2 separate regions of the Homo sapiens genome follow, and region 2 is linked to region 1. Evidence: read pairs that join two places in POLR2A ChIA-PET (ENCODE). Cell type or tissue: CD4-positive, alpha-beta T cell. All regions are shown on one strand. Region 1 overlaps VOPP1 (VOPP1 WW domain binding protein). Region 2 overlaps VOPP1 (VOPP1 WW domain binding protein).

What was found. ChIA-PET counts read pairs that join two places held together with the same protein. Peaks named below come from ENCODE experiments on the same cell type or tissue, not always from the same donor. Only the 100,000 strongest peaks of a DNase experiment are listed, where the experiment ranks them.
Region 2: POLR2A ChIA-PET joins it to region 1 with 42 read pairs; 10 of 35 experiments call an interaction of 5 or more read pairs at or near these places.

The regions. Positions count from the first base shown.
Region 1 is chr7:55,467,317-55,472,316 of GRCh38, forward strand. It overlaps VOPP1 (VOPP1 WW domain binding protein), which reads right to left. Exons shown (of 5, transcript NM_030796.5): 5 at 3,297-5,000. Among named protein-coding and RNA genes, the nearest start is that of VOPP1, 100 kb to the right of the region's middle. RefSeq lists an enhancer at 726-1,227. In CD4-positive, alpha-beta T cell, no CTCF peak of the experiment used is centred here; a DNase peak (open chromatin) is centred at 2,125; H3K27ac peaks cover 3,415 bases.
Region 2 is chr7:55,531,150-55,536,149 of GRCh38, forward strand. The region is part of intron 1 of VOPP1 (VOPP1 WW domain binding protein); the gene reads right to left. Among named protein-coding and RNA genes, the nearest start is that of VOPP1, 39 kb to the right of the region's middle. RefSeq lists enhancers at 1,318-1,377, 2,448-2,567, 2,638-2,707, 3,048-3,107, 3,148-3,757 and 2 more. In CD4-positive, alpha-beta T cell, no CTCF peak of the experiment used is centred here; DNase peaks (open chromatin) are centred at 2,422 and 3,352; H3K4me3 peaks cover 1,370 bases; H3K27ac peaks cover 2,135 bases.

The DNA of each region.
Region 1 (5,000 bases):
GGCAGGAGGGAGTCAGGCAGGAGACCTCTGGTCCCTGGCACAGCTATTCTCGCAACAGCCATTGGTCAATCTCCCCGGTCCCTACCACAGCCCCTCTGCTCTCTGTACCTGCCGGCCTCAATGCGGAGCCTCTCTGAGAAACAGCTCCTCCCTCGCCAGCCACCTTCTGTGTACAGTTCAACTTCTATCTCCTCAGATCTCCTTCCCCATCAGTCAACCCACCTCCCTTCTCCTATTTCAAAAATTACTCAACATTTCTGTTCTTGCACTTTTTTGGGCTGTTACAGATTTTTTGAAGTTCAATGACATTTGGGAAGGACAGATAAAAGTGAGCATTCAATTTGCATCTCAAGTCATGACATTTGCCTTGTAAATGACGTCTGCTTCCATTTTACTGGAGGAAGCTGGCCAGGTGGGGTCTCCTTTCCCATAGGTGGCTGTGATGTCAGGTGAGCTGCTCAGCCTCTTCTGGCTTACTTTCCGTTCACATGACGAGGGTCGTGAATGAGATTAGTATCCATCAAACCTGTTCCTGTAATACACCCCTTCTATCAGGTAAAACTGATGGCAGGATTCCAGTATATAAAACAAGCTAAACTGGTATTTTCTTTTTCAGAATACGTACTGAAGTGCTGAAGAGTAACTAAAACATTTTTTAACAGGAGAAAAGGCCCTGGCTGGGGGCAGTGGCTCACGCCTGTAATCCCAGAACTTTGGGAGGCCGAGGCGGGCGGATCACGAGGTCAAGAGATCAAGACCATCCTGGCTAACGTAGTGAAACTCATCTCTACTAAAAATACAAAAATTAGCTGAGTGTGGTGGCATGTGCCTGTAGTCCCAGCTAGTCAGGAGGCTGAGGCAGGAGAATCCCTTGAACCCGGGAGGAGGAGGTGGAAGTGAGCTGAGATTGCACCACTGCACTCCAGCCTGGCGACAGAGCAAGACTTCGTCTCAGAAAAAAAAAAAAAAAAAGAAAAAAAAAGAAAGAAAGAAAGAAAAGAGAGGCCCTGAGGAGGAGAGGAGAACATGATGGGGCCTTTGGAGCCCACAGCTCCCTCTTCCCCTCTAAGTGGCCCATGGTGGCAGTGCTGGCTGCCCCAAGAGGAGGTAGGCAAATTGCAGAGGCACCAAGGAGCTTCCAAGGAAAGGCTGAGGCCTGGCCCTTCCCAGCGGAGGTGCAACGGTCTGGAAACTCATGAGATGGATCAACAGTCATGGTTACTGGTGGCAGACACACCTCGGAGGGACCTGAAGGTTTGTCTGGATGAGCGACTGGATTGCAACTATGGGATGGGCTAGAGGATGGGCCCAGCAGGTGGCCCAGGATGGAACCCCTCTGGAAGTGCCTGGGCGGGGCCGCGTCAGCTGCAGCTGCAGGTAAGCATGCATGGGACCCCACAGGAGTGGCTGTCAATGACACCAATGTGGAGATAGGTCTTTGGCCTAAGGGAGGAGTGAAGCCCCAGGGTACCACGGGACAGGAGGGAAGATAATGTTTTCCTGCAAAATGGGCAGGTCAGATCTCAGTGTTCGAAGGATTTGACTAGAACTGTGCTTAGGATCAATGAAAAGGGAGAGGCAGGTCACAGTATTTGAGGATAAACTAATTTTTACCTTATTCTGGGATCAAAGTGACTATCAAAGCTTTAAAATACAGCATATAAAGTGTCAGAAAAGGTACACTAGTTTTTTCTTTTAAAGTACACTAGTTTTTATAGTATAAATAGTTGTAGAATCTAGGTAGTGGGTTTATGAGTGTTCACGGTAATTTTTTTTCAGCTTTTCTGTATGCTTTAAATTTTTCAGGACAAAATGCCTAGAAGTGGTCAAATAACATTTTATTTTGTAGTCGAGCATTTGAGGAACCCTTGGACGATTGTCGGGAAGCCTTCGGGTTAATGAAGCATGAAAACTATTGGGCCTCTCCTGAGCCCTTTGAGCTCAAAAATCTCTAACTTCCTAGGAGGCTCCTCAGGCTCAGCCCAGGCCTGAAGCTGATGTATTTGAGAAGCTGGTGTTTTAGATGACTGTCATCTAAAACCTCAAAGCCTCAAAAGCTGTTTACATCAGTGGGGTTGCACCTGTACTCTGAGTTAGTTTTATCACAAAAATGGGTCATTTGCAGCTGCCTTTTAAAGGTGAAAACAGATGCAAAATATATTAAAAAAATCAAACAGACTTTCAAAAACCACACACAGTGCCAAGTAGTCAGTGGATTTGTCGGCGCCCTGCCTGAGAACAGCACTTTGATAAAAGGCCCAGCTGCAAGGGTGCAGAATAACAGAGTTGGGAGCACTGCTGCCCTTTCTTTGTTCTGCCTTTCAGGGCAGCTGTCCTCAAATATGGGGTGGGCAGAAGTGGTGTGCTTACTGCCAGCACTGCCTGCTACAAGGAAAAGAACTGTATGGCCTACTAATTTGGGGGAGTGCTGGATTAAACAGCATTAAGATGCTTCTCAGACTGTTCAATATACTTGTGTGCACTGCCCGTCTCCCAGGGATGGACACAGTTGTGATCCCCAAATGCTCTACAGACTTTTAGGGGAGGGACCATGCTCTAGGACCCATGCTTTAAGAAGGCAAAAATAAACCAAGCACTGTGGCTCATGCCTGTAATCCCACGGCTTTGGGAAGTGGGAGGATCGCTTGAGCCTAGAGGTTTGAGGCTGCAGTGAGCTATGATTGAACCACTGCATGCCAGGCTGGGTGACAGAACAAGACCCTGTCTCTAAAAAAACAAAAAGGAAGCAAAATAGAAAATGCTTCTTTGCAAACATTATGTCAATTAGTGATACATCTAAAATACATCTTGAGAGGCTGGGGTAGGAGAATTGCTTGAGGCCAATGGTTTGAGACCAGCCTGGGAAACGCAGTGAGACCCCATCTCTAAAACACAAAATAAAATAAAAAATAAATAATTAAAATGCAGTTTAACTGTAGCAGCTACACCCTTCAGCAGCATCTGTGAGAGAAGTGTTATTTCTGACCAAGCAGAGCTGTGTTTTAAGATGAAGGCTCCCCGACCTGTGAAAAACAGCCCTAGCTCAAGGTTAACTTACAGTATCAACAGTACATTACTTCAGCGATGCTTCTGTCTTCCTACCCACTGGGGACAATTGTCTCCATAGCTTGTATCTTACATTCTCAAATAACATCTAGTTTCTGGTTCCCCTGAGACCAGGTGCATCCTCCACCCACCTCACCCCACTGAACCAAGGATCTGCTGTACACCCTTCCTCATTAGAAACTTCATCTCCACCCTCTTTCCCACTCCCCCAACAAAACAATCAAAGCACATGCCCAAATTTATTTTTATTTTGCACACATAGGAAACAGGATCCTATCAAAAGAGAACAAAAAAGAGAAACGAGCCAATTGTTGCAGAGGAAAAGCATGCACAGATCTGCTTCAAGTTTACTCTGAACCACGGACGCTCCGGGAATTCTACACACCAGGAGCTGTCTCACTCCAGGAAGTGGGCACAACCCACCATCCACACAATGGAAACAAGAATGGCCAGGAAATGTCACCGAAGTGGGACTTCCATATGCAGGATCAGCGTTCACAGTAGCACAATTCTAACCAAGTTCAAGGGAAAACAAACTCTGTCTCACACAAACATGGGAATACAAAATTGTTGAGCCCTAGCCATCACTGTCTCTTAACATAATTTGCTATCAAAAAGACAAACGAAATTTAGTCACGGACTTTTGGGTGCCTATTCAGCTGCACCCGATTCCAGGGGCAGCTTAGTGTGCTTTTTCATTACAAAAAATAAAGACATTAAAAATGCAAAACAAATGACCTGGAGGAAGAGGAGTGTTTGGACCCACGCAGTTGTCTTGGTTGTAAACAGTGAACATTGTGCTTTGTTGTCTCATTTAGATGGAGGCCTGCAGCATGGGAGGTACCACGCTGGCAGTCAGCAGTCACACCAGGGTGGTCAGAGACACTGGTGGCAGCATCTGTGCTTGCAACTGCATTCCCAGGGTGTCTGTTTTGTTCCCAAGTGTCTCCCACAAAATTCCCCAGGAGGTTCTCCGATTAAATGTCCTCAGAGTGAAAAGCATGGACACCAAATCACTCCGTATCCACTTCCATGAGATGTCTTGATGCTCCAGTTCAATGAGTAACAATTTCTCAAGAGGCTCTGATTAGTTCATTAAAAAATAAGCACCCCCACCTCATTCCCCGTGATACAGCACATCTAGTAATCTAGGCGCCTCAGCTAAGCTGCATAGCTCTTAGCACACAGGACAGGTCAGCGTTCACACATCAACACTATAACTATGCGGCGGAACTAGCTCCCCGCTAGCCGTCAACTACTCAGGAGACTACCTGTGAGATCCTGGGGTGAGCTGTGATTCCTATCCAGGAATGTGCATTTCCGACCACTTCTTCTTTATTCTAATTATGACAACATGGTCAGTGCAGTTGAGTCAGTACTTCTCCTGTCTTTTCCCAGCAAGCTCCTCCTCCTTGGAGCCCAGCACACACCCGCTTAGACCCAACACAACCTCAGAGAGAGACGCCTCAGCTGGTCTCTCTCCCTGGAAGAGTCCATGTGACTTCCCAGCCAGATGTGCCCCGTTTTGAAAGCACCCTTCAGAACCCACCACTGGAGCTGCCTGAGGGAAGGAGACCCCCGGGCCTGAGAATGCCCTGGAGAGGCAGTGATGTCCAGGGAAGACACACACCCAGTCTGATTTCAAAGGGCAGGACGCTCTACATGCACTTCCATAAACACACCAAAAAAATGGGTAACAGTCCTTTCTCCAAATCAGACCAAGAGCTCACAAAATGCAATGTCTCAGTTTGGGGCAGGAAGTGATTTCCCATGAATTTAAATAAATTTGCTTAGTGGATGTCAGATCACTGTCAGGCCTCCAAGGCAAGCCTGATTCTAGGCCCCATCCTGCGGTGAGAGCTGCACGTGCTACCCTTCCCTGGCGGTGCAGGAGAAGTCTATCTTTAGGATATGAACAGAGACAGAAACATGAC
Region 2 (5,000 bases), 64 kb after region 1:
CATCATTCATTCAAAAAACTCATGAGTGGGAGACTTCATTAGAATAGCCTGAAAGCAGCGATAACAGATAGAAATATCAGTGCTACTGTTATCTGCTGGCAATAAATGAATATGATAAACCTTTGTTATCAGCTCAGTTCCAACAAAAGCAATGAACAGGACCAAACCTTTGAATGCTCTCCTTAAAGGCCTAATCCAGAATTTTTTTTTTTTTTTTTGAGAGGGAGTCTCGCTGTGTCGCCCATGCTGGAGTGCAGTGGTGCGATCTTGGCTCACTGCAACCTCTGCCTCCTGGGTTCAAGCGATTCTCTTGCCCCAGCCTCCCAAGTAGCTGGGATTACAGGCACGCGCCACCACACCCAACTAATTTTTTTGTATTTTTAGTAGAGATGGGGTTGCACCCTGTTGGCCAGGCTGGTCTCAAACCCCTGACCTCAGGGGATCCGCCCACCTCGGCCTCCCAAAGTGCTAGGATTACAGGCATGAGCCATCGCGCCCAGAAAAAGTCATCTTTTTTTGATGTAATTGCAGAGTGCAAGAGTAACATTATGAAAAAAAAGTCAACAGATCAGCTCTGCCACCTCCTAGTCTATGATTTGGGCACCCGGCTTTGATGATCTCATACATGTCTGAGAAGAGTAACAGGCTTGTTGTTTCCAACTACTATGCCCCCAAAATGAAATAACTGAGATATGTACCAAAAGACTACTCTCCTCCAGTTGGGCCTAAATCTTGGCCAGCAGATCCAAAACTCAACCACCACACTTAAGAGAAAATATCAACTTCTTACCTTTTGCAGACAGAAATGCCCAGAAAGATTAATAAGTGGAGCAGCTTCAAGGGCAAAATGCCAAAAAATGCATAAGGATTTTTGCATTTGGGTTGTGTACTACCCTACCTATTTGACTTCTATTTTAGAAGAAAAGTGTGTTGGATTCTCTGATGACATATATTTCTGTAAGTCTAGATTCTAACTGTAAAGAGCACAAGAAATTGAAAAGCTGAGATGTGACTAAAGTCTGACTAAAGGCTGAATAAATGATGGTGCCACCCACATTTAAAGACAATGTGACTTACTAGAATAAACACACACAGCACCTGCCGCATGCCTGCTTCTGTGCCTGAACAGTGACCCAACCATGGTCAGGTCACCGAAGGTCTCTAAGCTTTGGTTCTTTGTCTACAGACTGGAGAGAGGTATTTCTGTCTTGCCTTGAGGTTTACATGAAACAGTGTATGCGAACCACCTGGCGCATGCCCACTATTCTAAGAGCCTCCTGCTAAGTCGTTACATTGTGTGCTGTGTCGGTTTATTCTTGAGAATCATGGTCAAGTAAAGCTCAACCTAAAGATGCAGTTAACATTCTCTACAACGTACTTTTGTGTCTCTATGGAGAGTGAGAATATGGAACCTGTGATCCAAAATGAACCAGAAAAACAAACAAACAAAAAACAGAAGTTTAGAAACTACACTAGTTACAACCACCAGCTTGGAAATGATACCCTGGTGTGGAAAAATACAGCTCAAAGCAATCTGAGGGAGGCTCCTCCCCTTTCCATGGAAGTTTTCATGGCTTCTGGCACACCCTGTCAGCATTCTCTTCCCAGGAAGGTACTGGGAAGCACTGCCACGTGTACTCCTCTCATTCCTTTTCACTACTACCAAATTTCACACCCCCTCAATTCTAGTAATATGCATTTTCATTAAATCTGGTAATATTTAACCTGGAGTCAAAAAGCAATTTCTTGTGCTTAGAAGACTTTCTATTTCTTGTCATGAATTGATTGGTTATAAATGTTAAGGGACTAAGCTGTTACAGCAAATTTGGGGAGAAAGAGAGTCAGTTCCACGTGCTGCCCCAAAGCAGCATCTGTGTATCAGAAAATCTTCAGGGAGTCTCTGGCAGTGTGGAGGCCTAAGCTAAAACCAGGAGGACTGAGAACATATGTGCCAGGAAGGTGATTTTGATGCCAGTTCTGTCTCTCTCCTGAACCCAATCAACTCAATCATTTCTGTTTAACACAAACTCACATGAGTGCCTCCTAAAAGCTGGTTCAGTCAGCTGCCTCCAGGTCAGACCAGTGAGGATGGAGGCCGGTCACTCAGTGTTGTCTGTGGGTGCATGCAAGGGGCAGTGTGGTGCTCTTGAAAGGCAGTGCCCAAGGACAGCAGCAGAAATGCCCCTGCCTTCCCCACTCAGGAAGGGCATCACTGTCCACCCACAAGCAGCTTCCAGAGCCATCACTTATAAATATTTCTTCTCTCATTTAGATTTCCCTGTGCCAAGAAAAAAAAACAAAAACAAAAAAACACCTGCCTGCTCTGAGTCAGCCTCAGAGATGACCGTGGTTGACTGTGCTGTCTGCCATCTGCTTTTAACCACGAAAGAGGAAGCAGCTATGTGGGACACCACATCAGGGAACCTTCCGGACCTAGGGTCTCACTGCCTGGAAACTCCCCTGAGCCTCAGCTTCTTCAGATGGAAGGGACTCTGCTAACTCAAAGAACCCCTCATACTACCCACCAAAGGAAAGTCCCCATCAGGGAGACTAGCAAGGGAGGCTGAATGTAGAACAGCACTCAGGTTAATCCTAAATCCCTACCTGGCTTTCCCTCCTCAGTCATCAACATAGTGATGGGGTGAACTTCGATGATGTTGTCTGGGGACTGACCTTCATATCCTCTGATCCTCCCAGTCTTTTCTTCTTACCTTTTCTCGTACCCAGTGTGTGGTGGGTGGGTAGGGAGGTAGATGAGTGAAAACACCCACAGGAAGGAGGATGGCAAAACTCAGATCCAAAAGCAACAACTCTGCCTCAGTGTTGTAAATAAGCAACAGCTTTTCCACCCAAAACAACTCATTTGTGCAAGGTCACCAGCAAACTGTACAGCTGTCTCCCAGCCCTGTCAGCTATAATTTCTAATAGCTGTCACTGTGTCCTGGCTTGTTAAAATCCGTGAAGGAAATCATTTCATGTAGCTTTTTTTTTTTTTTTACGAGATGGAGAGAGAAAAGAATGGTAGCAGAGTAAAACAGCAAGTGCAAGCAGATGACAGAAATTTCTACAGACACTTAATAGACAGACATTCCTTAGGCCTAGTTCAAATATCTAAATTCCATCTGGGGACTTGGCTGTCAAAAGATAATCATCTCTTGCTTCATTTCTCATATAATTTCCTAAACCCTCGGGTCTCAGCTAGTGCAAGGTCCTGTCATGGTCACCTGTGGCTTGGGCCAATTCTCACTTCCCCTGAAGGGCAGCTGCGTGTAGGGAGCGGGGGCTGCCCAAAGTTTCACTCTGACTGGAGGTAAACTTAACATCATTTCTGCATTAGTCATTTAGAGCCCTGGGCTCAGTACTTTCCCCCAACTGGGTTTCTGCTTTTGAGCTCGCTCTGCAATTTCCCCAATTCTGACTCAATTCTCTCTGGGCCCAGGGAGCTGTCAACAGCCACTCCTCCCCACCCATTTCTCCAGCTGTAGCCCTCTTGCAGGTGTCCTGCCCACAAAAGAACACCAGCATACAACGCCATGCAGGGCCCACTCTGAGCTGGGGACCTTCTGCCAGTTGCCACCTGGGATCTCTGCCAGGTGCCCAGAAGAACCTCACACCAGACATCCCTACAGCTGAGCGCTGCTCCCACCCAGTGCTCTGGACTTTGGGGAAAGTACCACCGCCCACTAGCTCACCCCAGCCACATGCTGTCCCCAGTGCCTCCTGTCTTCCCACTCCATCCACGTGGTCAAGCCTTGTCTCTTCCCAGGACATTCCTGCCACACCACAAAGGAGGCTGGCATCAAAAGCCAGGGGGTGAGCTTGCTGATGGGAGAAGAGGAGAACAGGAAGACACAGTTGAAGAGTGGTAGAGCCTGCAGCACCTGCCCCAAGACCACTGCCACATCCAAGTCTGGCCGCATGGCCTCTAGTGCCAGGGCCTGGCTGGGGGACTCCTGACACTGCACCTGCCCCTAAACCTCTCAGCAGCCTTGACAAAGCTCAGGGGGCTACGCAGGGCTCTGTCATAGAGAATAGGAAAGGAGGGCACACAGCACACCAACTCCTGCTAGAAAATCTCCAGGGGCTCCCCATTCACTGTGGGTTTCTCTTTGCTTCCCCTTGAGGTCATAATTTTCTTTCTTCTGAATGCAATTTTATCTTCAGTGGGCTTCATTACACAAACAAGCAAAAAGAGTGGGGCTGACTGATCAGGGCAAAGCTCAGTGAGCTCAGAGGGCACTGGGGCAGGCTCCCCCTGGAAACCCTGCTGCCTCACTGAGGGTGAAGTACAGACCCCAGGGAGTGTCCTTCTGGCCTGGCCGCCCCCACATGCCATTGGCTCTTCCTGTCTCTGCCGCTCCTCCCAGTCCCCCGCCCCGCAGCCATTTCCATCCATGCACCTCTAGAGAACCCTAGGTCTATTCACTTCCATCTGGAAAACACTTCTTCAGAGTTTCCACCAACGGAGCCTCAGCCTCAGTGTCACTTGGATGAAAATTTTCGAGACTTCCAGAAGGTGAGTTGTTAGTTTTCCCCCTTGGGGCTCTGATTAAATTTAACTCTCAGCACTTCAGCTTACAAGGAATCTTCCCTTCCGTGAACTTATTTGGTCCTAATGAGACCATGGGAAGGAGTGGGCTGCCCTCAACCAGCAGACATGCTCAGCACTGTGTCTGCCATCCCAGGATGCAGTTGGGGCACTGTCCCTCTGTGCAGAGGCTGGGCAGGCAGACATCAACTTACCGCAGGTCTGAGACTATCTCCAAAGACAGTGTTCTTTCCTTGATGACGACCGACTCTTTCCTACACCTGACCCACACTCTGTGCCAAGCAAGGATCATGCACTCAGGGCCCTGGCTCCTCCTGCAGGGTTGGGTCTTCAGGAGCTCCTGAGGAGTAAGGGCCCTGCCTCGGCCACCCTGTTGGCCCCAGTGCCTGACCCAGGCCAAGCGTTCAGGAAACCTTTGGTGGAAACGCTCACATATCCACTTCCTTCTCTG